Regions from separate parts of the Homo sapiens genome. Here regions 2 and 3 are each linked to region 1. A link is a contact called in ENCODE Hi-C or POLR2A ChIA-PET data. All regions are on one chromosome and are shown on one strand. The core of a region is the stretch at or near the end of the contact, and the rest is flanking DNA. Distances in the headings are between cores, read along the strand shown.

Region 1 (3,592 bases), core at 660-3,159:
AGTCCCATCCCCGCTTCTGGCATCTTTTCTCACTGTCCTATTACACAGACCCTCCATTCCGGCCACACACCGTACCCTGTCCCACTTAAGGACCTTGGCTCAGGCCCTTTCCACCACCTGGAATGCTCCTGCTACCCCCACAGGGCTGCCCAAATGCCTTTTCCATGAAGGACACCCCAACTGGAAGCAATTTTTCTTTTTCCTGGAATTCCGTACACTTAGCAGTTGTGCAAGCAGCTTTGCTAGACAGTTCCCTAACTTCAAGCCTTGTTCCTCCCGTAGATGGGTTAGGTCTCTGGATATTAGGGTCCCCAGAGTATTTATTTATAGTTCCAGTTCCCAGTATGGCGCCCTGTACTCTGCAGGCACCTGACCAATGGCTGTCAACCCAGGCGCACCAACCCTCCATATCAGAACGCTTCATACACAGCCTGCAGGAGGGACTAGCAGGGCAGAGGGACCTGCTTTGCCCAATAGTGGAAGTCACAGGACATTTCTCAACATCATTCACGATAAAAACATCTTTTTTTTTTTTTCTGCGACATAGTCACTCACCCTCCACCTTCTTTCGGTAAATCCTCCATAAAACTACATAAGGAGAAATATCCCTTTGTTTTACATCCTCTGACTCAGATACTGAGCATTATTCCTTGGGGTCAGCGGTGGAGGTGGAGGTGGAGGTGGAGGGGAGGAAAGATCCCCTCGGGGATGCGGGGAAGAGGAGAGTATATTGTGGAGGGGCACGGCGTTTTGCTCTTTTTTTGTTTTTTTCCTTAAGATGGTCCTGGCTCACAGAAAGGCCACTACCCGGCAGGCGGGTGGGTCACTTCCTGTGGGCGCAGCGGGGCTACGACTTGACAGCTACAAACGTTCGACCCTCCGACTGCGCTCTCACCGGGTTCCCAGACCCAGGTGGTGGTAGTCGGGGGTGGGAGTGGCGGGAAGGGCGCCGTCTTAAGAACCATCTGCCCATCCTCAGGGCTTCGCGCCTCTGGGGAGGTGGCCCTCAGCCGCCCTCGGCAGAGCTCTCCCCGAAACATGGTGCCGCGTCTCAGCGCTCCGGCCCCCGCGTGGCTCTACGACAGCGGGGTCCCTCTGGGGGCCGCGGGTGAGGGACTCCACCTTCCGCACGGACGACGTGGGCTCGCCCGGCTCCGTCGGCGGCATGAAGGGCACGGCTTGAGGGAAGCTCCCGAGGGCGCGATGGGCCTCCCGAGGGCCGACCGTGCCCCGCCGGGGTACGTGAGGGGCGCAAGGCGTGGAGCTGGGTCCAGACCCGTCCTGGCTCCTCCCCGGGCCCCTTCTCCACAGCCCCTTTCTATCAGCCCTGGCCGCCCCTCCGGCCTGGCCCAGCGCCGCGCCCTCCTTCCCCGAACTCCGCGGCCCGGGCGGAGGTGTCACTCCCGCCTCCAGTCACGACGGCGGGCCAGGTTGTGCAACACGCGCCGCGCGATGTGCCACCCACCCCCCCCGTATTCCACACCGCAACTCCCACCGCTCCGAGGGTCCTCCCCAGGCGCCGCGATATCTGTGCCCAAGGCTCTGAGCCCCTCTAAGCCCGCGGCGCGGACTTCCTGCCTCCCCAGCCCGGGCGCGTAGTCCCGACCGTCCGGCCCTCCGCGACCTTGCCCCGCGTCCGCAGCATCCTGGCGGCTACCGCTCCCCACGTCGAGTCTCACCGGCTGGGAGCAGACCAGCGCCCGGTGGTCCAGGAGTCGCAGGGAGGCGCCACCCGGGGCCAGCACGCCCAGGAGCAGCAGGAGCAGCCCCAGCAGGGGCCCCGGGACAGCGGACGGCGGGCTGCGTGCGGCCCCCATGGCCCGGCTGGCGTCGCGGAGGGCTCGGCCCCGGCTGGGGACGCAGCGAACGAACGTTCTGAGGCTTTCTTTTCCGCGGTGGAGTTCGAGTCGGCTCCACTTTGCTCGCTTCCGGCTTCCAGCCCGGGCCCAGGGGCGGGCCGGGCCGAGGGGAGGAGTTTAGTCTGGGACGGGGAGGGGTTTAGGGTGAGACAGGGCCCTCCCCCCGTTCCTCCTTGCGCCCCTCCTCTCGGCCCTACGCTCAGTCCTCCGGGCGTCCCTACCCAGTCCTTCCGGCGTCCCTCCCCGGCCCTCCTCCGCCCGCGCGCCCCAGGTGCGCTCCTCCCGCTGCTCCTGGGCCTGGCCCGTCGCGCCTCCAGTTGCACCCGCGTCGGGCTAGCGTCAACTCCAGCTGGAGCCTCGCCTGCCCCACATGCACCCTCCACCCTGGCCGTGCCGCAGCAACTGTCGATTTTAATCCTCCGCCCCCACTCACTTGATTCTTGGCCCTGTTCAGACTTCTTGCTTCTCTTGTGGGTCACTGGACGTGAAATCCCAACTTGGGATTTCAGGAAGTCCGTTTTCTTAGTCTCTGTCCCTTTTATTTTTGTTTTTTATTTTACTTTATTTTTAGACAGGGTCTCCCTCTGTCTCCCAGGCTGGAGTGCAGTGGTGCAACCGCAGCTCACTGCAGCTTCGGCCTCCCGGGCTCAAGCGATCCTCCTGCCTCTGCCTCCTGAGTAGATGGAAGCGCGGGCCATATCCCATTTTATTGTCCCCACCCCTTTGCCTGGTTCTGCTCGCTCTGCTTTCCTTGGCTTTGCTTTCTCTTTCTCAAGACAAGGACAGCTCCGGGCTCCAGGGAGGATGGGACAGCAGTCACTTCCAGCCTCCTGGCTCGGACTCGGGGACACTTGAGTTCCTGGAGGGCAGGCAACTTACCTGGTCTGTGAGACTGTGTCCCAGCCGCACCTAAGAGAGTCGTTACTTCCCAGAGGCTCACTCCACGGCCGCGGAAGCTGTCGCCAGCGAATTACACATTTCATGAGTCTCCTTCTTAGCACGCGTGCAGCCTGCGTCCTCTCCTCTCCGGACCCTGGAGGACCCTCCCAAGCCGGCCCGCGCTGCCTCTATCCTAGGTTCCTGCTTCGAGCCCGTCCTGCCCTAGTGCATCCACACGCTCCTGCCCATTCGCCTCTCCTCTCTTCCTCCCAAGACCACCACCGTCCGCTTTTCCTTGCCTATCAAGTGCGCCTCTGCCTGGCCTTGACACGCACGGAGTCTACACTCAAGTGGCTTTTCCCTGTATTTTCCACTGCCCTCGAGAGGTGGGTTTTTTCGCTGCCCGAAGCACCCGCTGACCCCCAGCGACATCTCTATGAGCCCCGCCCGCAGACACGACCCAGCTGAATGAAGCCTGAAGCTCAGTGGCCTTCAAATTGTCTGTTTCTAAAAGAATTTTGGAAAACTGCATCCTCTCATGCATTTTAAAGATGACATCTAAAATTCTCCATCCTAAGTCTAAATAGATGTAGAGGATGTAACTGTTACTTAAAAATCAGCGGTTGTCGTAGGCAGCTTCTAAGATGTGTTCTAGGATCCCACCCCCTGGGAGTCACGACCTTCTGAATCCTCCTCGCGGAGTGTGGGATGGACCCAGAGGCTTGGTTCTAACAATAGAATATGAATAGAAGAAGACAAAAATGATGGGATGTCACTTACAAGATTAAGTTACAAAAAGATCCTGACTTCTGTCTTGCCCAGCCCCTCCCTCTGAGCTCCTAGCTCTTAGGGAA
Region 2 (3,592 bases), core at 1,093-3,592, 920 kb before region 1:
CTATCCCAGGGGCCAGGCGCAGTGGCTCATGCCTGTAATCCCAGCACTCTGGGAGGCCGAGGCAGGCACATCACAGGGTCAGGAGATCGAGACCATCCTGGCCAACATGGCGAAACCCTGTCTCTACTAAAAATACAAAAATTAGCCAGGTGTGGTGGCAGGTATCTGTGGTCCCAGCTACTTGGGAGGCTGAGGCAGGAGAATCAGTTGAACCCGGGAGGCGGAGGTTGCAGTGAGCTGAGATGGCACCACCGCACTCCAGACTTGCAACACAGCGAGACTCCATCTTAAAAAAAAAAAAATAAAGAAAGGGTATCCCAGACTCCCTGCGTGATTGGAAGCTGGTTGAGTGGCAGTGGGGTGACCAGCTGTTGGGAGGTTGAAAAGTTCTGAACTAAAGAAGATGGAGCTGAAGCTTGGTAGCCAAATTGTAAGCCTAGCAGGCTGGTGTAAAGCTCTAAAACAGAGCAGACCCCAAGGAGTGGTTAGAAAGTCTGAAATTTGGCTTGTAGTGTGGATGAAAGCACAATTGGCCATGTGTGGTTGAATGGTTGTCACAGATTGAGTTAGGGACGAGCACTTTCGCAGCTCTAGGGAGGGGTGAGCAGTGGGGTTTGTTGCTGAAGGCAGGAATTGTGGACAGCTCATTGGGTGAATGAATTATTAATCGAAGTTTTGTCTGATTATGAGAAGGAAGGGAGAAGGAAGAGAAAGGGGTGCTTCCTGGAGAAGTAGAAATTATGAACTACTTGGAGGTGGAGGGCCCCACACATAAGAAGAATATTCTTCTCTAAGAGATGAGGGACCCAGAAAGAAGACAGGATTCATCTTTACCAAAGGTGGGGTTGATACTGTCGCTGAAAGTAGGTGTCAGAAAGTCTATCGACTTTCAACTAAAGTTCTTTTTTTTTTTTTTTTGAGATGGAGTCTTGCTCTGTTGCCCAGGCTGGAGTGCAGTGGTGCAATCTTGGCTCACTGAAAGCTCCGCCTCCCGAGTTCACACCATTATCCTGCCTCAGCCTCCTGAGTAGCTGGGACTACAGGCGCCCACCACCACGCCCAGCTAATTTTGTTTTTGTATCTTTAGTAGAGATGGGGTTTCACCGTGTTATCCAGGATGGTCTGGATCTCCTGACCTCGTGATCTGCCTGCCTTGGCCTCCCAAAGTGCTGGGATTATAGGCGTGAGCCACCGCGCCCAGCCTAAAGTTCTTTAAGATAGTGGATAATGCTCAAAGTTGAAGAATATTTGCAGGTATTGCTATTCCTGTGCAAAGGATGATAGGATCACACATGAAGTGTGTGAAGGCCATCAGACACCAAGTGCATTCCAGTATCCTCATTGGACCAGATGATGAAACTGAGGCCGAGGGTTGTACTTACCTGCTCAAGGTCATACAAGATATATTTGGTTCAATTCGCTCTATATTTTCGTTTTCTTTTTTTTAGACAGAGGCTCACTCTGTTGTCCAGGCTGGAGTGCAATGGCACGATCTGGGCTCAGTTCAACCTCCGCCTCCTGGGTTCAAGCGATTCTCCTGCCTCAGCCTCCTAAGTAGCTGAGATTACAGACGCGCGCCACCATGCCTGGCTATTTTTTGTATTTTTAGTAGAGACGGGGTTTCACCATGTTGGTAAGGCCGGCCTCGAGCTCCTGACCTTGTGATCTGCTCGCCTCGGCCTCCCTCCCAAAGTGCTGGGATTACAGGCGTGTGCCACCGCGCCCGCCCTCTGCTCTATATTTTCTCTTAGCGCCCTCCTCCAAAAATTTGAAATTCCCCCTAACCTCTTTGCTTCCCAACTAGAATGAAAATCCTAGTTTCATTTTGCGGCAACTAAGAGCAACAAACAAGTCTCCTTTATTATTATTTTTTCTTTCTTTAGATGGAGTCTCGCTCTGTTGCCCAGGCTGTAGTGCAGTGGCACCATCTCGGCTCACTGCAACTTCCGCCTCCCGGGTTCAAGTGATTCTCCTGCCTCAGCCTCCAGAGTAGCTGGGACTACAGGCCCGTGCAACCACGCCCGGCTAATTTTTGTATTTTCAGTAGAGTCAGGGTTTCATCATGTTGGCCCGGCTGGTCTTGAACTCTTGACCTCAAGTGATCCGCATGCCTCGGCTCCCCAAAGTGTTGGGATTACAGGCGTTAGCCACCGCGCCCGGCCAACAAGTCCCCTTTAAATACATCCTCTCTTCTCTCCGGGGGCAGGCTTTGATATGCCCACCGGGTTTCTCCATTGGCCACTTCATGTGGCTTCTCGCCCCTTCCAAGATTCCCAACCAATCAGTTCTTTCCCGTCTCCCGTTGGGCTTTGAGGAATGTACCATATGGATCCTGCAGGGGGACGGAGAGGACGAAGGGCGTGGCGACAGCTTATTTCTTTGCCTTTTGCACATATCCCGTGAGATTCTGGCAAGACTGAGCGTGCAAGTAGCAATGGAGTCCCTGAGGACGGGGGCCGCTTGCCAGTTTTCGAGGTGTACTGAGATATCTCGCCCCCGAGGCTGGGGTCCCGTGGTCCGGCCCGAGGGCCACAACCCCCGCCCTTCCATGTGCCCGCCCATCCCCCGGCTGCGCCGCTTCTCCGGCTGCTACCTACCGCGCCGGACGCTCGGGCTGCGGAACAGGGCGGCACTGGCCCGCCACAGCGACGCCGGCGCCGAGGGACACCGCAGTATGAGGCAGAGGTAAGAACGGGGCTTCGGGACTCCGACCCGCGCCAACCGTCCCCGGGGAGCCGCATCCTGCTCGCGCCCGAGCTCGGGGTCTCGGGCACCGGGCTGGTTCCGGCGGGCGGTTCTGGAGCGGGTGGCCCCGCGAGCGGACGCGCGCCGAGCCTCCCGCCCGGGCAGTGCCGAAGCCGGGAGCCGCCGCGGCGCGGGCGCCTCCTTCCGGCTGCGCTTATAACCCTGCGTCCGGCCGGCGGGGCGCGAGGAAGCCCCCGCCTCGCGTTCCCGTGTGGTCACCTCCCGCCGGAGGATGCGTGGCCAGGTGCGCCGGCTGGTCCTGAGTTCCGGGGCAGCAGGCGCGGGGAAGCGCGGGGAGGCTGCCCGCTTCAGGCGGGAGGCGGAGGGTGGGGGCTTAGCCCGGCTCTGGGTGCGGGGTCGGGGGGTGCTTTTTGGGGCGGGGGAGGTCTCTGTCTTTACCGGAGTCCGCAGGCTCCGGGCCGAGGCTCCGCCGGGTCCTGCCTCCGCGGCCTGGCCCTCGGGGCCTCCCCGTCCCGCTGCCCCGGCCTGGAGCTAGCGTGCGCCAAGCGTGGGCTCCTGCGACCCTGGCAGGTAGGTGGCCGAGAGGACCCCGGCGCGCCTTTCCGTTTGTGGGGGCGGTGGGCGCGGCCGGGCGATCGCAGCCGCCTTCGCCTCTAGTCTCAGTGATGCCCCTTCCCTGGCTGCCTTCCGAGGGGACCGCGCTTTTGGAGGTCTCCGGGGCACATGGGAAATTCCCAGCTAAGAAACCATCTTGAGGAGCCCTACACGGAACCGGGCTTGCCTGGCCTAGCAGAAAGCCAGCCGCAGCGAGACCCTCCGCCTGGCATGCGGCACTGGTGAGCCGCCACCCCGCTTGCTCAGTAGGTAGCCGGGACGAAGGGGTCTG
Region 3 (3,592 bases), core at 342-2,841, 650 kb before region 1:
GAGACCATTCCTGGACAGCTTTTACCAACACCCATGTAAAGGGGGAAAGGGTGGGCAAGACGTGTGCAGCAGTCTGTATGGACAGCTTACCAGAGACTGAGGGCTGAGGCAGAATCGTGATTCCTCTGACCCAGCAGGGGCCTCCTGACACCGTCAGTGCCTTGGAGATGTGAATACCCACCTCACCGCCTGAACGGCCTGTTTTTGCAGTTGCCCCCATGTAGCAAAAAGTAGGATGCACGGATAGGACTTCAGGGGTCTGGAGAACATGTTTTTGCATAAACCCCAGCTTTGCTCTACTGTGGCACAGAGCTCTGGAGCCTGGTTTGTGAATGAGCCTAGCTGATTCTGGCTTTTTCTCCTTTCTTGCTCTAGGGGATGGACTGAACGGACAGTTCCAGAAGTGTGACTGGCTAAAGCTCGATGTGGTCACAGCTGTATAGCTGCTTCCAGTGTAGACGGAGCCCTGGCATGTCAACAGCGTTCCTAGAGAAGACAGGCTGGAAGATAGCTGTGACTTCTATTTTAAAGACAATGTTAAACTTATAACCCACTTTAAAATATCTACATTAATATACTTGAATGAAAATGTCCATTTACACGTATTTGAATGGCCTTCATATCATCCACACATGAATCTGCACATCTGTAAATCTACACACGGTGCCTTTATTTCCACTGTGCAGGTTCCCACTTAAAAATTAAATTGGAAAGCAGGTTTCAAGGAAGTAGAAACAAAATACAATTTTTTTGGTAAAAAAAAATTACTGTTTATTAAAGTACAACCATAGAGGATGGTCTTACAGCAGGCAGTATCCTGTTTGAGGAAAGCAAGAATCAGAGAAGGAACATACCCCTTACAAATGAAAAATTCCACTCAAAATAGGGACTATCTATCTTAATACTAAGGAACCAACAATCTTCCTGTTTAAAAAACCACATGGCACAGAGATTCTGAACTAAAGTGCTGCACTCAAATGATGGGAAGTCCGGCCCCAGTACACAGGGGCTTGACTTTTTCAACTTCGTTTCCTTTGTTGGAGTCAAAAAGAACCACTTGTGGTTCTAAAAGGTGTGAAGGTGATTTAAGGGCCCAGGTCAGCCACTGTTTGTTTACAAAATCAGGTAACTAACTGCATACACTTTTTCTCTTTCCATGACATCAAGACTTTGCTAAAGACATGAAGCCACGGGTGCCAGAAGCTACTGCGATGCCCCGGGAGTTAGCCCCCTGGTAATAGCTGTAAACTTCCAATTTCTAGCCATACGCTCAGCTCATCCATGCCTCAGAAGTGCATCTGGAGAGAACAGGTTTCTAAGCATAAAAGATGAAAGAGCAGTTGGACTTTTTAAAAATTCAGCAAAGTGGTTCCCTCTCTTAGGGACAGTCAAAACCAAGTCACTTAGGTAGTACCAAAATAAATAAGGAAAAGCTTAGCTTTAGAAACAGTGCAACACTGGTCTGCTGTTCCAGTGGTAAGCTATGTCCCAGGAATCAGTTTAAAAGCACGACAGTGGATGCTGGGTCCATATCACACACATTGCTGTGAACAGGAAACTCCTGTGACCACAACATGAGGCCACTGGAGACGCATATGAGTAAGGGCACTGACGGACTCATGATTTCTTCTTACCAGATGCTTTCCTGTTCTTTAAGAGTTTAAAATCATCAGAAAGGAAAAACAAACTCTATATTGTTCAGCATGCAATACATACCACGCTAGGGCTGGCTCAATTGAAAGTGGGCAAAAGCTTACAAATACTAAAAAGAAGTGCTGCCGCGCAGTGTGGAGGCCACTGTTTGGAAATAAATCTTCCTAACACTACGACTTTTCATGTTTTGGAGTGGACTTTTAAAAAAGTTTTCCAACCACAATGGAAACAGGTTGAACCACACTGCGCCTACACATCCATCCATACGTCAGCCATTATAATCAGATTCTCACTGGGGGAGGCATTTTCTTCCCAAAGGAGCTGTATGCAGTCATCACCCGGAACTAATGGGAAAGTGTTCTTAAGCAGCAAGTGACTCTGGACCACCTCTCTCACACACTGACTCTTCCACAGCATCTTCACCTGCTTCTGTTTCACTTGAATTCATACAGTAGGCCACCATTTTATAACAGGTCTTAGTGTAAATTCTTCCAGACCAAGTCTGAGATAGTCTTGGTTGTAAAGCAAGACCGTCACCCCTTCTCCCAAAGCCAACATTATAAAAAGATTCCATTGTCTCAAACACAAATGTTCCAGTCTTGAGCACTTCCCAGCCATGGTGACTCGGGCATATCCTGGCAGTTGGTGGATTTTGCCCTGTAACACAATCCTTGTGGATATGATTCAAAGGTGACTTTAATTCAGAGAATGTGTTTTCCTTTCTGTTTTAAAAATATTTGAATTAAGTGATGGAAATTCTTTTGTTAAACATCAAAAGCTTTCTCCTTGAAAAGATGCTTGGTGTATCTGAAAGTCACGTGGGACATTTGGTGCATTCAGAAGGTCAAATCATTCCTGACCTCTCCTCTTAGGACCCAGCATTAACTGCTGCGATACTCAAGGCTTCCTTAAAGGATCACAGCACTGGCGCCTAGTTTTACTGTCCAGCAACTTTATTAGTTGTGCTAGCTGAGAATTGGAATATAGAGTCCTTTGAATGTTACGATCTTGTTTTCAAAACCTGGAGTCAAACCAATTAAGTATGGACTTAACAAAGACAATTGATGATGTGAAATGATACCACCTGTCAAGGGCATAGTTACCATGTGGATAGAAAGATGAGTCCACTGATTATCTTCAAATCCCATGTATTCTCTCTAGCACGTTGCTTCTGACAGAAAGAATAACTCACAGATTTGAAGTTTGTTCCTTTCCCCTGATGAAGAGTAGATTGGCCAAAAGGTAGATGACAGGAAGGAAGAGGAGCCAGAATGACCCACAGTGATCAGTTCAGCAGTGCAGAGCGGCAGTGCAGAGGCTCATGGAACTCACACGGAAAAAGGAAACACATGCTGCTTAAAATGCACGATAACTTAATTATCCAAATTACCATTCAATTCCGGTATTTTTGAGATGAAAGCATTTGAGCCAACACTAAATTGACCTTAATTAAGGAATGAGGTAGGAAGAGGCACTTTTAATCTGGAGGAAGAAATAAATGGAAGACTGTAATAGGAAAAATACAGGTCTAGGAAAAAAATAATTTTTTTCCTTTGATGCTGGCCAAGGACCCCTCTACATAATACAGTTCTCCTGCTGGAAAGCATCAGGGCAAACAGAGTTATTCCAAACTCTGCAACAGGGAAGACTGTACTTTGACCTTCTTTTCCTGGGGAAAGGGAACAACTAGTAATCTTTAAATGTCAAAACTTTTCTTCTAAATAGTACATTCATTAACCAGTTTCTTCTGGTGGTGCAAAGAACACTCACCACAGTGAGCAATACCACTATTCAATTTCCCCTTTGGAGAGGTGACAGCGGGGTAGAATCACCTGGAGTCAGCTGCTAGTCTTTAACTGATGACAAGGCCTTGCAAATACCCCTGAGAACAATTTCACTCTGAGCTCACAGGGAAGCAGCAGTCTGGTGTGGGCTCCTG

Evidence for each region. Hi-C counts contacts between places; a loop is a spot of excess contacts on that map. ChIA-PET counts read pairs that join two places held with the same protein, here RNA polymerase II (POLR2A). Pooled maps may share reads with other maps.
Region 2: a pooled map shows a loop between it and region 1 (9-fold over the local background). The contact joins the enhancer-like site here to the promoter of IL17RA in region 1. A Hi-C loop is called at or near these places in 1 of 168 maps with a recorded cell type or tissue (CD8-positive, alpha-beta T cell), 1 of 37 single-sample maps with no recorded cell type and 7 of 50 pooled maps.
Region 3: a loop to region 1 is called in a pooled map, with 2.0 times the contacts of the local background. The contact joins the enhancer-like site here to the promoter of IL17RA in region 1. A Hi-C loop is called at or near these places in 5 of 50 pooled maps. POLR2A ChIA-PET finds 5 or more read pairs at or near these places in 3 of 52 experiments (GM12878, H1 and activated naive CD4-positive, alpha-beta T cell).

Annotation. Positions count from the first base shown.
Region 1 is chr22:17,083,317-17,086,908 of GRCh38, reverse strand. IL17RA (interleukin 17 receptor A) reads right to left here and starts at 1,909. Exons shown (of 13, transcript NM_014339.7): 1 at 1,680-1,909. The coding sequence starts at 1,817. RefSeq lists silencers at 1,127-1,376, 1,417-1,516, 1,767-1,886, 1,907-2,126 and an enhancer at 2,680-2,849.
Region 2 is chr22:18,000,486-18,004,077 of GRCh38, reverse strand. The region is part of intron 1 of MICAL3 (microtubule associated monooxygenase, calponin and LIM domain containing 3); the gene reads left to right. Among named protein-coding and RNA genes, the nearest start is that of MIR648, 21 kb to the right of the region's middle. RefSeq lists an enhancer at 1,891-2,587 and silencers at 2,523-2,902, 2,913-3,102, 3,233-3,342. Within about 2 kb of position 2,342, at least 41 of the 41 ENCODE cell types and tissues checked have a DNase peak (open chromatin) inside an H3K27ac peak, as active enhancers do; they include CD8-positive, alpha-beta T cell, where a contact is called at or near this core.
Region 3 is chr22:17,732,375-17,735,966 of GRCh38, reverse strand. It overlaps BID (BH3 interacting domain death agonist), which reads left to right. Exons shown (of 6, transcript NM_001196.4): 6 at 376-1,829. The coding sequence ends at 387. Among named protein-coding and RNA genes, the nearest start is that of MIR3198-1, 30 kb to the left of the region's middle. Within about 2 kb of position 1,591, at least 3 of the 41 ENCODE cell types and tissues checked have a DNase peak (open chromatin) inside an H3K27ac peak, as active enhancers do.